Regions from separate parts of the Mus musculus genome. Here region 1 is linked to region 2. Evidence: chromatin contacts called from ENCODE Hi-C data. All regions are on one chromosome and are shown on one strand. The core of a region is the stretch at or near the end of the contact, and the rest is flanking DNA. Distances in the headings are between cores, read along the strand shown. Region 1 holds the start of Vrk1 (vaccinia related kinase 1). Region 2 has its middle 49 kb from the start of Vrk1.

What was found. A loop is a pair of places that touch in the nucleus more often than their neighbours do.
Region 1: a map of left cerebral cortex shows a loop between it and region 2 (4-fold over the local background). The contact joins the promoter of Vrk1 here to the enhancer-like site in region 2. A Hi-C loop is called at or near these places in 2 of 37 maps with a recorded cell type or tissue (heart and left cerebral cortex).

What each region holds. Positions count from the first base shown.
Region 1 is chr12:106,004,495-106,011,913 of GRCm38, forward strand. It overlaps Vrk1 (vaccinia related kinase 1), which reads left to right and starts at 5,769. Exons shown (of 14, transcript NM_001029843.2): 1 at 5,769-5,864.
Region 2 is chr12:105,957,501-105,964,190 of GRCm38, forward strand. No RefSeq gene overlaps it. Among named protein-coding and RNA genes, the nearest start is that of Vrk1, 49 kb to the right of the region's middle. Within about 2 kb of position 5,316, at least 2 of the 3 ENCODE cell types and tissues checked have a DNase peak (open chromatin) inside an H3K27ac peak, as active enhancers do; they include heart and left cerebral cortex, where a contact is called at or near this core.

The sequences.
Region 1 (7,419 bases), core at 4,519-7,018, 47 kb after region 2:
GAGATAGTGCCTTTTGTCCCAGAATCTCGGAGCAGCTCTGAAATCAAAACATGACAAGAATCACACAGTTGCAAAAGGGAAAGTGACAATTTGCTTTTTGTTTTTGAACAAGCTCGCCTTCCCTTCCCAGTTTATAACTTGGCAGCCAGGTACGAGCATGCATGCTGATCTGACCCTAGCCACGAAGGACACCTAATGACAGCTGCTTCTAGTTCGGTCCTGGAGATAGGACGACGAGAGAAGGGACTCCACGATGCTCGGAAGGAGGAATGAAGAGGTCTGAGCACAAGGGAAGGCTGCCTTCCCTGTCTCTCATGAGGCGATGTAACAGATGAGGATGGGAGGTGGGGGTAGGGGAAGGTGGCAGGTTTGGCCAAGTTAATCATTAATTCAAGTAGCAGAGGAGCTGTCCACCCTGGGTGCCTCCCCATTCACAAACCCACACTGGCCTCCTTCCACACTCTGCTTCTCACTTCCTCTAAAGAGGTTTGTCTTGGCTTTCAAAAGAAGCAGGAAGACCAAGTCACTTCGATAAGACTCTGGGAGAGTAAAACCTGAGGCATCTTGTGGGGAGTAGAAGGAAGAGTAGCCACATCCTGGAGAGGATTTCCAAGGAGGAAGACAAAGTAGCAGCCCCTTTGAATGTCACTTGATCTAAGTCTTCATCGCGTCTAAAATCCCACTTTATTGTTATGTGCTACGAATAGGGAAATAATAAGATCGCCATTGATGGCCATAGACACAGACTGCAAGACATTTCCAAAATTCAGAGATTAAAAATGTGAAGAGCATGCATCGTGGAACGGATGAGAGTGGGCAGGTGAGGTGAGTCCGTGGGTTGAGGCACTTGTTGCCAAGCCTGAAAATTTTGAGTTTGATCCCAGAGACACACATGGTGGAGAGAGAGAAATGACACCTGTAAGCTGCCCTTTGACCTTTCCATGTGCCCTGTGACATATGCTCACACACAATAGATCAATAAATAAACAAATAAGTAAATACTTGTAGTTAAATTAATGAATTAAATAATGTAAGTAACATAAAACAATAATCCATAGGAGATTGTGTTTGTGGGGCCAGCTTCTATTCTATAACAAAATTGACCATGGGAGGTAGAAACTGAGTAGATAATTTTAAGGACAAAGGAACGTAAGATCGCTGGAGGGCTGGGCTGGCAGGCACTGGCTAGCACTGCAGACATCCTCAGGATCCAAGGCATCTCTGACCTCATTACACTTTGCAACCTTAGAAGCTGTAACCCACACCTGTAAGGATTTGGAGCTGCCATTTCTGCAGGGTGGTGTCCATCCCACTAAGTGAGAAAGACCATTACTATAATTTCTGAGCCAAATGTGAAGCAAGTTTTATTAAATGCTTGCTAGGATGATAGACACTGGCTAAGTCCTTCCTCTGGGGTCCTGGAGGATGGCACTGAAGTGTGATAGTCAGAGGCTTATAAAGGCTATTACTTCCTGCCTTTGGCTGATGGCTGATGGGGGGCAAGCACACATCTGGCGGTACCTCCAGCCTGCATGTGATCAGCACATCTTGTTCAGCGGGAGCAACTAAGCTTGTTTGCATGTGTTTTGTTTTCATCGTAAATGAACAAAAGAACCCAGCACTCCAGGAAATTATCTGTCCTTGGGCAAGTGGGGAGACAGGGTTAGAGACAGTTTCATTTTATAGATCTCTTAATCAAAGTAAGTTAAACTTAAAACATTAGCCCTCACAGAGGCCTTGTCTTGCAAGTATCTTAATTACTTCTGTTGCCGTGATAAAACACTCTGTCAGGAGAAAAGGTCTTCTAGCTCATGGTTCACAGTAAAGTCCCTCATGGCGGGTGGGGGAGGACACATTGAAGCTCGGAGCAGCTGCTCACATCAGATAAATAATCAGGAAGCAAGGAGCAATGAACACCTGCTGCTGCTCAGCCCCTTTCCACACACAGTCCAGGATCCCAGCCAGGGAATGGTGCCGCCCACAGTGGGTGGGTCTTCCCACACCAGTTAAGATAACCAAGGCAGTCCCTTACAGCCACGCCCCAAGGCCCCTCGCCCAGGCCATTCTAGATCTTATAGAGTAGACAATTGAGACTAATATGTGGTGGCTTTGAAGCTTGGTCTATTTATCTAGACACGGGGGTCCTATATCTGCCTTGCAAGAGTATATGAAATCATTTTCTCTGAAAGTAATAGATTTTTCATAAAATCTATTTATTGGAATTTGTGCATGTACTAGCTTTCCCATCAGATCTTCTTTTTTTTTTTTTTTTTGGTTTTTCGAGACAGGGTTTCTCTGTATAGCCCTGGCTGTCCTGGACCTCACTTTGTAGACCAGGCTGGCCTCGAACTCAGAAATCCACCTGCCTCTGCCTCCCGAGTGCTGGGATTAAAGGTGTGCGCCACCATGCCCGGTCTCCCATCAGGTCTTAAATGTATTGGGGCACTATGCCTGACAAATAGACGTTCAAAAGTCAAGGGGCTGGGTGGGTCCAAACCAGGGCTACATACTCCTACATATTCTGCTCCTTGCTCCCCTCTCATTTCCCTCCTACCAGGGATAGTGTTTTCTTTCGTTACTGTAATTAATAAGGATGCCTAGTGGCTTCGGTCGACATAGATCAAAGCTCTTCTTATGCTTTAGCTCATTTTCTCCCCTTGGTCTGGGAGAGGCAAATTGCTAGCTAGCGTAGGATGACTATTCCCACCCCACAGCTGAGAACAAGGGCAAGGTCTCAAGAACTGACTCGTGGGTGGGTGGAGGGCGCACCTGGTGGCAGCCTGCCAGGGAAGCCTGGCTCCCTAATGACTAGGTTGGTTGCTTGGATTTCCCAGACGGGGTGTCCACCATGAGCGAAGATGGTGCCAACCTTCACTCTTCCCCCTAAAGTGACTCTCACTGTTGACTTCTTCACATCTCTGTGTAGGGTTGCCAGTGTTTTATAAAAAGAAGCCAGGGATATGTTTGGTGGAGGATATAGGATATCCATGAGCACGTGGAGAGAAGGGAGAGGGGAATGAGGAGAGAAGGGGAAGAGGGTAAGGGAGCAAGAGCAAGAGAAGAAAACAGAGTGAGGAAGGGGCAAGCAGCCCCTTTTATAGTGAGTTGGCACACCTGGCTGCTGCCAGGTAACTGTGGGGCAGAGCCTAGATGAAATGCCAACAGGCAGGACTATAGGGGCTCTCAGAACTGAAAAAGGGCAGCCTGGGTCCTGGCTATGTGGCAAGCCAATGCAGATTCTACACACCAAATTGTAGTTAGTCTTCCTTGCTGAAAACTTGTGGTTGACACTTCCTAGCCTTAACGTGAGTCAGCTGCTTGGTCCCCGGTGGCCCCTGAACTAGGAATCTCATGACCTATGACCCTGCTCTGTCCACACCTCTGTCACCGAGCTGAAAGGGCTTGCCTCTATGTTTTGAGGCTGTGCATAAAGTATCCTCTGAGTATCATCTGAAAGCAGACTCAGGGAGCATGAATCCCCTAAGTCAAAATGTATGGAAAAACATAATTCCCGTCTGCCAGTAGAGCTTTCTTAAATATTAATTAAATGGGAATCTTAGGTGAACACTCTAACTCCTGGTTCACAGTAAATATTCAAAAATATTTGTTAGGACTATAGAGGTTAGTTTTTTGTTTTGTTTTAATTTTTTTTGAGACAGGCTCTATGTGGCTCTGGCTGTCCTAGAACTCACTACGTAGACCAGAGATCTATCTGTCTCTGTCTCAACAATGCTGGGATTAAAGGCAAGGGCCACCAAGCCTGGCCAGAGAGGTGTATTATACAGAAAGCCTTTCCACCCAGAGCTCAGTTCCTAATTTCAAAAGTTCAGCAGGACTGATCAACTGACCTGTCTATTCCTGTCCCAGCACAACCTATCAACTCCTAGACGGCGCCGAAGGTCTCCTATGTCCCAGGAGTTGCATCGTAACCGGTGATATTTCAGACATGCTGTCACCATGACGGCAGCTTGGACTGCTCTCCTGCCACTCTCTGCGCTGCTAGGGCTTCTCCGCACGTGTGGGTGGTGTCGGTGGTGTTGGCAACAGCCTTGGAACATAGCCTCAGCAGAGTAGCACTTGACTGAGAGCCATCCAACTGATAATGCCGGAGCCGTGGGTTCTGGAATACATTCTATTCCCACCTTGGAACAGACCAGGCTGTGTTGCTGACTTAACTGTGCTTGAAGGTCAGCCAATTGTCGAGCCAGTGTGGGAGCGGGGACCTTTCTTCCGCACTGGGGGAATGTGGTCACAATGTAACAAGTAATGTGTGTACTTGTTTGTGGGTGCAGAATGGCTTTCACTCAAAGCATTCTGACCACAGAGTCTTGCTGTGTGTGGGACTTCACACTCACGAGATGTGTGAATCTTGAGGCTTCTCTGCTGACAAATAGTCATCGAGAGCTCACCTTGTGCCTGCGTTTCCATCGGCGTGTGTACAGAAAGCAGATGCCGTGAGAGGATTTGTTGAGGAGGGTTTATGTTCCAGGAGGCTGTTTAGAGAGGTGTGGGGTCTGAGCCACACAGGATGAAACAGTAACCTGTGACTCGGGGGCAGCCAGTGTGTTACTAGCTCTAGTCCTAACAACACAATCATCATGGCATGTTCTCATTGCAGACTTGTGGAAAGCCCAGCTGAAGTGACCCTTAGCTAAGGGACTTAGCTGTTCGTGTATGTGTGTGTGATCGTCGTTAGGTGACTTTCCTTTTTTTCTTCCATTCTCAGGCTCCATCATGGATCAAACTCAGCAGAAGTCTGGGAGCAGTGGGCATGCAGTACAGCTGTTTTGTGGATCTGCTCTATGGGGCAGACGGCAAAATAGGAAAGAAATTGGAGCAGGTGTGGGTACCTGGGACGGTGAATTCAAGATATGAAGATCAATGCTGAACTGCACACTGGGCAACAACTCAGATTTCGTAGGGACTAAAGCTCATACAGTGTTTTAAGATCCACCTTAAGAAACAACACAGGCAAGCCGAGTGTGGTGGCGCACGCCTTTAATCCCTGAACTTTGGAGGCAGAGGCAGGCGCATTTCTGAGTTCAAGGCTAGTCTGGTCTACAAAGTGAGTTCCAGAACAGCCAGGGCTACACAGAGAAACCCTGTCTCGAAACTGCCCCCCCTCCAAAAAAAAAAAAAAAAAAGAAAGAAAAGAAACAACACAGGCTAGGAGTGTTGGCTCACATTTTTAACTCAGCTGTTGTTAGTAAACCAAAAATTAAAAAAAAAAAATCAAATTGGTAAAACAATAGCAATAACAAGAACAGCACCGAACCCAAGGCCTTTTCTAGGGCTTCAGAAGCTGCAGATCCAAAGTGCAGCTTGAAGCTCATTCTTCCAACCTCTAGGAAGGAGATGGTGAAACAAAGAAAACTGATGTTTGACAAAAGTAGCTCAAATACTGCGGTGGGTTAAGTAAACACCGAGACGCGCTTCGGATATTTGAAATGAGTCTCTTTGTCTAACCGTTTAATAAATCAAGCAACAGTGAGTACTGGTTATATTTATTTCGGTTCTTAAGGCTTTGAGAGCCACAGTAACATGTAAAACAGCAAGCGGGCTGCAAACCACACTTCCCAGAAGCCCTTGTGCTCAGAGGAACACGCCCCCATCTCGCCTCTTGGAGGTTCAAAGACTACAATTCCCAGCATGGAGCAAGCGTAAGGACCACAATTCCCGGCATGTCCGGAGAGGTGACAGGGAAGCGCGGTCTTCCTCTTTCCCCGCCTCCCCCGCCGTTCGCAGCCAACGGGAAGGCTCTGTACTACGGGGTGTGGAGGGGACGGCGCCGTGGGTAGGTCGCGAGTCTAGGGAAGCGGCGGGAAGTTCGTACTACGCTGTGGACCGCGAGTTGGCCGCTCTGGGTAGGGAGCCGTGGGGTGGTGGCGGGACTATAGGTCCGGTGTTGCTTCAGGGCGGCGCCGCGGCTGGGTCCGGCCTGCCCGGGAATCCTCGCTTCTCTGCCCGATCGCGGAGCTGCCGGAAGCCCGGTTCTAGAAGGCCGCCCGAAGCCTAGCCGGGACCAGGGTGGCGGGGACGGGGACGGGGACGGGGACCTGGACCGGCCGAGCCTGCCACTTCCTTAGCACTGGTGAGGTGAGGCCTCGGGGCACAGCCGCGGCCGGCAGCTTCTCGTTTCCTTCCAAGCTTGCTCCTCAGGTCTCCACCGCCGGTGACCGGGCTCCCGGTGCAGTGTCTTCAGAGGCAGCAAACAGGTCTGCAGCCCAGCGCCAAAGTTTGTTTCCGACCGTTTCCAGGCTAGGTCGCCTTAGATGTAGAACTGCGCCAGAGTCCTTGAGAGATGGGGACACACGCCAGTCCTGGTCGGGTTACCCGTTTATTCTTTTGTCGTTGACGTTAACCATTCTTTACGTCTGCGTGTGTTCTTCCTTTCCGTCCCTCATCGCTTTTGGAGCAATTTGGAAACGCGATTTTGCCTTTGGGAAGGTGGTGGTTAAACTTAGCGGGTCGTTGAAGAGCTTCGTTGCTTTCCTTTTTTAAAAAAAGAAACAAAAAAACAAAACGAAACTAGAATTGACCATCTATTGAGTCTGGAATTCAAAACAGTGAAAAAAGATGTAGATCAGCATTTTATCATCATTATTATTTTGGATTTTCAAGACAGCTTGCTTGCTTGCTTCCTTCCTTCCTTCCTCCTTCCTTCCTTTTCTCTTTCTTTCTTTCTTTTTTTTTTTTTTTTCTGTGTAGCCTTGGCTGTTCTGGAACTTGCTCTGTAGACCAGGCTGGCCTTGAACTCAACAAGAGATCCTCCTGCCTCTGCCTACTGAGTGCTGGGACTAGACTTGCGCCACCCCCACCCCGGCTTAAGAGTTCAGGGGAAAGGCATGTCACTTTTTTTGTGACATGTCGATTATACTGTTTGGGGAAATTTAATTTACAGTTCTGACTGGAATTAAGCATCTGGGCAATTAAGATAATGTTCATCTACCTGGAAAAAGGAATGTAAGTGGACATCACTAAAAATGGCTTTCCCCGTTGTGCTACCACAGATGGCAGACACTGCAGCGCTGCCTTGCTGATGGAGACCGAGCTAACAGGAGCATGGATTGAGGTGGATAACAAGTGTGTTAGGCGTTAGGGATTCCGTACAGCACTAGTATCCAGTACAGATATCACTTTGATAACTGTAATGGCTGCTGCTTATGCCTGGCGTAGCAGAGATGATGAGTGTTTATTTGTTAAACAAATGAGATGGTGGAGTTGATGTGTTTAAGCAGGGAGCCTGGCATCTAATAATAAGTTTGAGTGCCCAGGGAATGGTTATATGGAAAGCTTAGGCTGAGTCTTATTCAAGTATGCATGCATATATTTAAAAATAACAGCAGTGCATTTAAAGTGTTGACAGACCCTAAAATTAAATTTCTTACAGGAAATAGGCCAGCTTTTTCCTCTTAATTT
Region 2 (6,690 bases), core at 4,066-6,565:
TTCTCCTTCTTTTATTGTTGATTGTCTCTTAATTTGTTTTCAAGACAAACTGGCTGTCCTAGACCTCACTCTGTAGACCAGGCTGGCTTCAAATGCCACCTGCCTCTGCCCCCCTGGTGCTAAGATTAAAGATGGCCACCACTACCACCCAGCTCCAAAGTCTCATCTACCAATATCCATCTATCAGTCTGCAAGAGTCACAACTAACCCCTAGCTTTCCAAAGGGCTGTGTTGTGAGACATAGAGGGAATGCTCTGGCACAGATACAGAGTGTGGAGACTCCTGTGTGAGATTGCGTGAGGACAGCTTCTTCCCATCACCCAGTCTGTGCAGGAGAATTTATGACAGTGTCAACACACAGCTGAATTAAAGGCCAAATATTCCCTGCAGAGGAAGCCTGCACTTGTGTGTTTCTGTCCACGTACCCATCATGTTTCCCAACGGTAGCTGCCGGTCACAGTCCTGCCCCAGCCCCGCTCCTAGACTGCTTCTGATGTAGGATGCTTTGCTCTGTGTTCCAATCACTTTGGTGTCTGGGCAAGACCGAAATAACAGGACTAAAGCCCCGCTTCTTATTCATCCAACCTTAATGAAACAAACAGCCCAGGCGGCTTCTCACTATGGGTTGCTTTTTTTTTTTTTTCTGCTATTGTTCATAGAAACCAAAGGAACATTTTCTACATGTAAATCGTAAGCATTTTGGGGGTGTGTTTACACACCTGGCTCCTCAGGGGTTGGGGGGTGAACCTAAGAGCTGGTGCTTCCTTCAAGATAAACCTGTGAATGTTCCTGTCGCTACGGCTATAATTGCCTGGAAATATTGCCACATTGGTGAACAGCCTACTCATTCCTGTGGGTTAACACCTTAAATGAGCTAGGCTGATACATGCTGAACTTACCACTGCTGGGGATTCTGGGAACCCTGTCCTATATTTGGTGAGAGACGATTCAGGGGTCACCTGACACCATCTACTTACAAACCTTTGTGTGTGTGTGTGTTTTTTTTAATGTTGTTATATTGTTTTCTTTCTTTCCTGTGTGTGTGTGTGTGTGTGTGTGTGTGTGCGCGTGCATGCACGCACAAATACCACTGGACACATGCAGAGGTCAGAGGACAGTCTGAGGGAGGTGGTTTTCTCTGTCTATCATGAAAGGTCGGAGACTTGAACTCAGGTCTTCAAGCTTGGTAGCAGATGCCTTTACCAGCTGAGCTACCTTGATGGCTTAAAGCTTTGTGTCTTAATATCTGAAGCACCATGCTAGCCATCAGCACAAGACGGGGTTTGGTATGGGCTTGGGATCCAGCTGCAGAAAGAACAAAAAAAAGGGGTGAGCACCCCAGGAAACCTGGGAATGCAGACAGATTCCAGTCCCTGCCTGTCGTTCACACATCTCTTCTATACCCAATTTTGTAATTCCCAAACTCTGTTTATGTTTTTTTTGTAAATCTAATGCATGCATGCATGCATATTCAAGAAGATTATTGCACAGCTCTGTGAACTATCCTAAGCGTTTTAGTGGTGATGGCTTAAAACACCACATAAAAGAAAACAAGGAGTGAGCGGAGAGGAGATGCCGTCACCAGCAGTGACGTACAGTCACCAGCAGTGAGGGCATTCTGCTTCTGGTCTAAGCCATGATGTGTCAATACTACAGCCGGTTGACAATCAGGGTTTCTTTTCTTCTGGGGGGACTTAATGACAATATGAGAACTCTTTGATCAGTTCCCTGAGAGGAACAAACTGGTGGGTTTTTAAGAAAGCTGGGCAAGGAACTTGGAAGCCACACTTTGGAAGAATGTCGGGTCTAGTCCATGGTGGTGGCAGTGGGGAAGGAGCAGCCATTAATGGATGCCGCTTCATTGACTTCCATTTGCAAACAGGATTCACTAGAAAGCATGATGGGGCCCCCAGAGAAAGCCCTAGTCAGTGTACACATGCACAGACACACAGACACACAGACACACAGACACACAGACACACAGACACACAAGCACACAGACACACAGGCACACAGGCACACAGACACAAACCAGACACACAGACACACAGACACACAGACACACAGACACACAGGCACACAGGCACACAGGCACACAGACACACAGACACACAGACACACAGACACACAGGCACACAGACACACAGACACACAGACACACAGACACACAGGCACACAGACACAAACCAGACACACAGACACACAGACACAAACCAGACACCTAGACACACTACAGCTGTTTTTTTTCCTTTAAATACATTATCACTGTTTAAGCTGATGGGTATAGGAAAGAATACAGTCTCTCCTTTTTTTTTCCCAGTCCAACAAGACTGCAGGAAAAAGTGATTCTGTTGTTGCCGAGGTTCAGAACAGCATAATTTTTTTTTTCCAGAACACCACCAGCTCAGCCGTGTTCCCTTTAATGCTGCTCGCTTTCCTTCTTAGAAAAGGGGTTAAAATTAGTAGGCACATTTCATATTAGCGTATTTCATGCAATAAAGCATAAATTATTTAAAATAACACGACCTTTTATCTTGCACCTTTTGAAGGAAGCAAATTAAAAATGTAAATTGGGAGCTAATTAATATGCAAATGTATTCATTCGCAGTTAACAATTAGCAATTAAACCTGCAGTGTCTACAAAGAGCACGGACAAAATTAGTAACTTAATTTATCATTAAAAAATGAAAACGTACACAAAATTTTAATTGACTTTCAAAATATTTTCCCTGCATTTCTTTTTCTTTCATTTTTTTTTAATGCTGAAAGAAATTCTAAAAAATATTATGCCTTAGCATTACGAATGAAACTGGGTGCACGCAGTATTCGGGGAGTTCATTTAATAGGAAAGCACGTTAGGAGAAGTTTGCCTTTTATATGAGGTATTAAAAAATGACATTTAAGAATGTTGACTTGTGTTTCATAGTTGAGTTCAAGACAGAAATAAATACACAGACTCCCCCGTGTTTGGGAATATAGATGGCAGAGATTTGTATGGATAAGGGGCACACTTCCTGTATGAATAGATGTGGCTGTGCATGTGTGTGCATGCGAGTTGGTGCCTTCCAGAAGATACACAGCAAGAGCCCAACCAAGCCATTTCCACGCTCCTGGTTCAGCTTTGAGAATTCCAGTATAAAACGGTTGCATGAAAAAAAAAATCAGCAACAAACAGCTTAAGATGTAAATAAGACACTCTAGGCTGATCGGGAGACGCATTTGCATTCCGTGTTACATTAAGCCACCCACACCACCACCCAGGCACGCAGATTCTCCACTTCTGCATATTTTTCTGACTTTGAGGTCGGTCTCCTACCCCCTCTCCCTGTCAGCCTAGCTCTGCCTGCAGATGTAGGCTTGTGTTTTCTGCACATTTCCATTCTAATGTCACGCAGCATAGGATAGGCGCCCAGCAAACGCGAACGAGCTGCTTGCAACCTTATTCTGGGTATTTAAACAGCACCTGCCGCCGGGCCCCATTAAGTCTCATTCACAAATGTTTTTCTTCCGTTCGGTCTCCATTCATCGATGGCCTCTCTGCATCCCCTCCTTGGATCCTCTTATGTTTAGAATTGGGCTGCACTGCCTGTCTTCTGGTCCACGCTGGCTCCTGGTCTCTTCCCTTAGAGTTGGGTTTTATCATCAACAGAGTCACTGCAGCACTCACAGGATAGTTTCAGCCGGGTGGCAAGTCTGGCTGTTTTCTATAGACAATAAACATCTCTCTCTTCTGAAATGACTCTAATGCAATTCAACCCACATTGTACAGCCTATTTCTATCACAGGCATAAAGGACAATGGTCCCCAGTGTGAGATTCTCAGGAGCCAGGAGGCCATGACAGTCAGAGTTTAAATTGATTTCGCCAGAGAAGGTGTTTGCTCTCTTTCTGGCAGGTTTTTCTGGCTTCAACTGTTATTCTTCTTAGATATGGACTTAGCTTATAAACCAGTGTGTGTGTGTGTGTGTGTGTGTGTGTGTGTGTGTGTGTGTATGTGTAGATTAAAGAAGTAATCTACCCTTTTATCACAGTATCGAAAACATGTACCCTTCAGATGATTTCCAATATGCCTGATAACCCCAGAACTTAAAAAAAAAATTCTTAGTTTGAACTTGGAATTAGGTTACAATGGTAAAAACAGGACCCTTGACTTGGGTGAAGTTATTGTGTTGTGGATCTGCTCACGTCCGTTTGACAGGAGAATTTTTATATCAGGACTCTGCCTAAGGTGTTTCAGGGTATAGGGAGCAAGCAGGGAGCAAGGAACCAAAGGGGTATCTCAGCTCAGCTGGTAATAGGGTCGCCATTCAGAGGAACCCACCACCAAGTCCAGTCCGCGTCTCTAAGGGCTTTAAGGTTCGTAGAAGGCAGCCAGGGACCAGTTTATAGAAACACTTCCTCCTTCTTTTAGAGAAAACAACATTCAATCTCAGTGCGGGGGGCGGGGTGGGGGTGGGGGGAACGTGGACTTTGTCACGGCCACTGCTGAGGGAGTACCTCAGACTCTTCCCTCCTCCCGAGCACCCCTCGGGCTGCTGAAGAAAGTGCTGGATGATCTCCTCCCAATATACAATATGTAAATCTCAATGCGAGAAGCAAATAAAAAACCCAACCTGCACGTAGTCTACCTCATCTGCCAAAAGAGACCCAACCGGCCTTCCATACTTTTTTTTTTTCTTTTTGCTCGGGCGCCTGCGGTAGCAAGCCGTTACAACAATCCGAAAATTAAGTTACCACAATTAGGAATTAGAAGCAGGTGGCATAATAATGGTGCTTTTTTTTTTCATTTCATTTATTAGCAAAAAGAGGGAGAGGCGCTTCATTTATTTTCATCAGCCCTCAGTAAAAGCATAGCAATTTGCAACACAAAAATCATTTCAAGTACCTCAGCCTCGTGCAACCTCGTTTTCCTTTTTTTTTTTTTTTTTTTTTTTTGCTTAAAAGCCTTTTAAAGTTTGCCTGCCCACCACCCCCGCCCCTCGAAAGTGGAGTGTGTGTGTGTGTGTGTGTGTGTGTGCGCGCGCCCTTACCCCTCCCCTCCCCCATGTTAGGTGACGAGGTAAGTGCAGATGGGATCGGATTATTTCCCCCCCTTAAAAAGTTCCGGGGAGCAGAGTTGGAGGTTGGGGGGGGGCACCAGTATGCCCTGCCTCCTTTGCCCAGTTTCTGTTTCACACGGCTTGTGTGTAACATCAAGTAAGGCACTCGACAACTCTCTGCACGCCCCCCCCCCATCAGCCACTCGGGGCCTCATCCACACCCCTGCACCCCTGAGCAGCCCAGCACCCTACAGGCTGCCCGGATGGTCCAGGACCCCAAGGCACGACAACCCTTGCGCTCCCTCTAGCGTTAGTATCTGGGATCGTCATGGGCTGCTGCGCAGCTGAGCTGCCTGCAATCCCTTGGTGTGCGAGATGATGTGGCGTGCACTCCGTTGCTGAGTGCACTCGATGTGCGGGGTGCACGGAGTATGCCGGGCGCTAGGGACTCCTGGAGTTGGATACGTAATTTTGCACGATGCTCCTGCGACCCCACGGTGGGAGATGCTAATTGCCTGCTTTGGGCGGCTCTTTCCATGCTTAAGGCTCCTTTCTCGTGTTGCCCCCTCAGTCCAAGAACTACACTCCAAGCGAGCCGCTGCCCGCTTTCACGCCAGCTCGTAGACTGTGTCTCTCCTGGTCATGGAGAGGTCGCAATGCCAGGCGGTCCCTGTTTTACGCACCCCTCTTCTGCCCGCGCCTTCAACTCCGGGCTGGTTTCACTTTGTCTCCAGTTGGGCCATCTTGGGTGTCCGGGATAGCGGACTTCCTTTTCTGAGCGCTCCTGTTGCTGTTCTCTTCTCGCCACCTTCTAGGTCCCTCCTCGGCCTCCCGCCACAGAGCACGTGTTTTCTACCGTCTTTCTTCTTTGGCGTGTACTTTTCCTTTGTATTTCATCCTTTCGGTTTGCTTCTCTCTCACCTGTCACTACTAAACCGTGTTAGAATGGAGAAGACACGGGCTAGAGGACCCCACAGCCGGCAGTGCTGGGGAGCCCTCTGTAGGCTCCTACGTCTTTCTTACTTCAGTGTGAAGTGTGTCAGCTTGGTTTCCAGACTTCACAAAGGTTGTAGGGATTTGAGGAAGATCAAACAAGCCGTGGGCACACCTGCCAAGGGGACGGGGCAGGGTGGGGTTGGGGGAGAAGACCAGAGACAGAGATGGGAGGAGGGGTGGAGGCGAGACAGCGCTGCCCTTCTGGAGTATAATTTGGCAATCCATACGAAGAACCTTTTGCACATTATCAGTAATGCCACTTCTTGGAATCCAGCCCAAAGAAATAATATGAAAGGTTAAAAAAATATTTTGGACCCAAAAATGTTAATCACAGGCCTGTGAGATAGCTCATCAGCTGAAGAAGAAAACCAACTCCAGCAAGTTGTTCTCTGATCTCCACAGGATGCCACGGGGCCTACATACCCTGCCCTACATAATACATTAATAAATAAATGTAATTTTAAAAAAAGAATCAAACTACAGGGGGCATGAAGAAATCTTGGGAATAGGCCATGGAGTGGTCAGCCTGAACGCAGGACCCCGGGCAGACACGCTGACTGTCCTGGTGAGGCTGGACGCAGATGCAGACGCACACAGAAAACATCTGGACGCGCCCGTCCAGGCAGCTGGTACCAAACATGGTTTCTTTCCTTCCT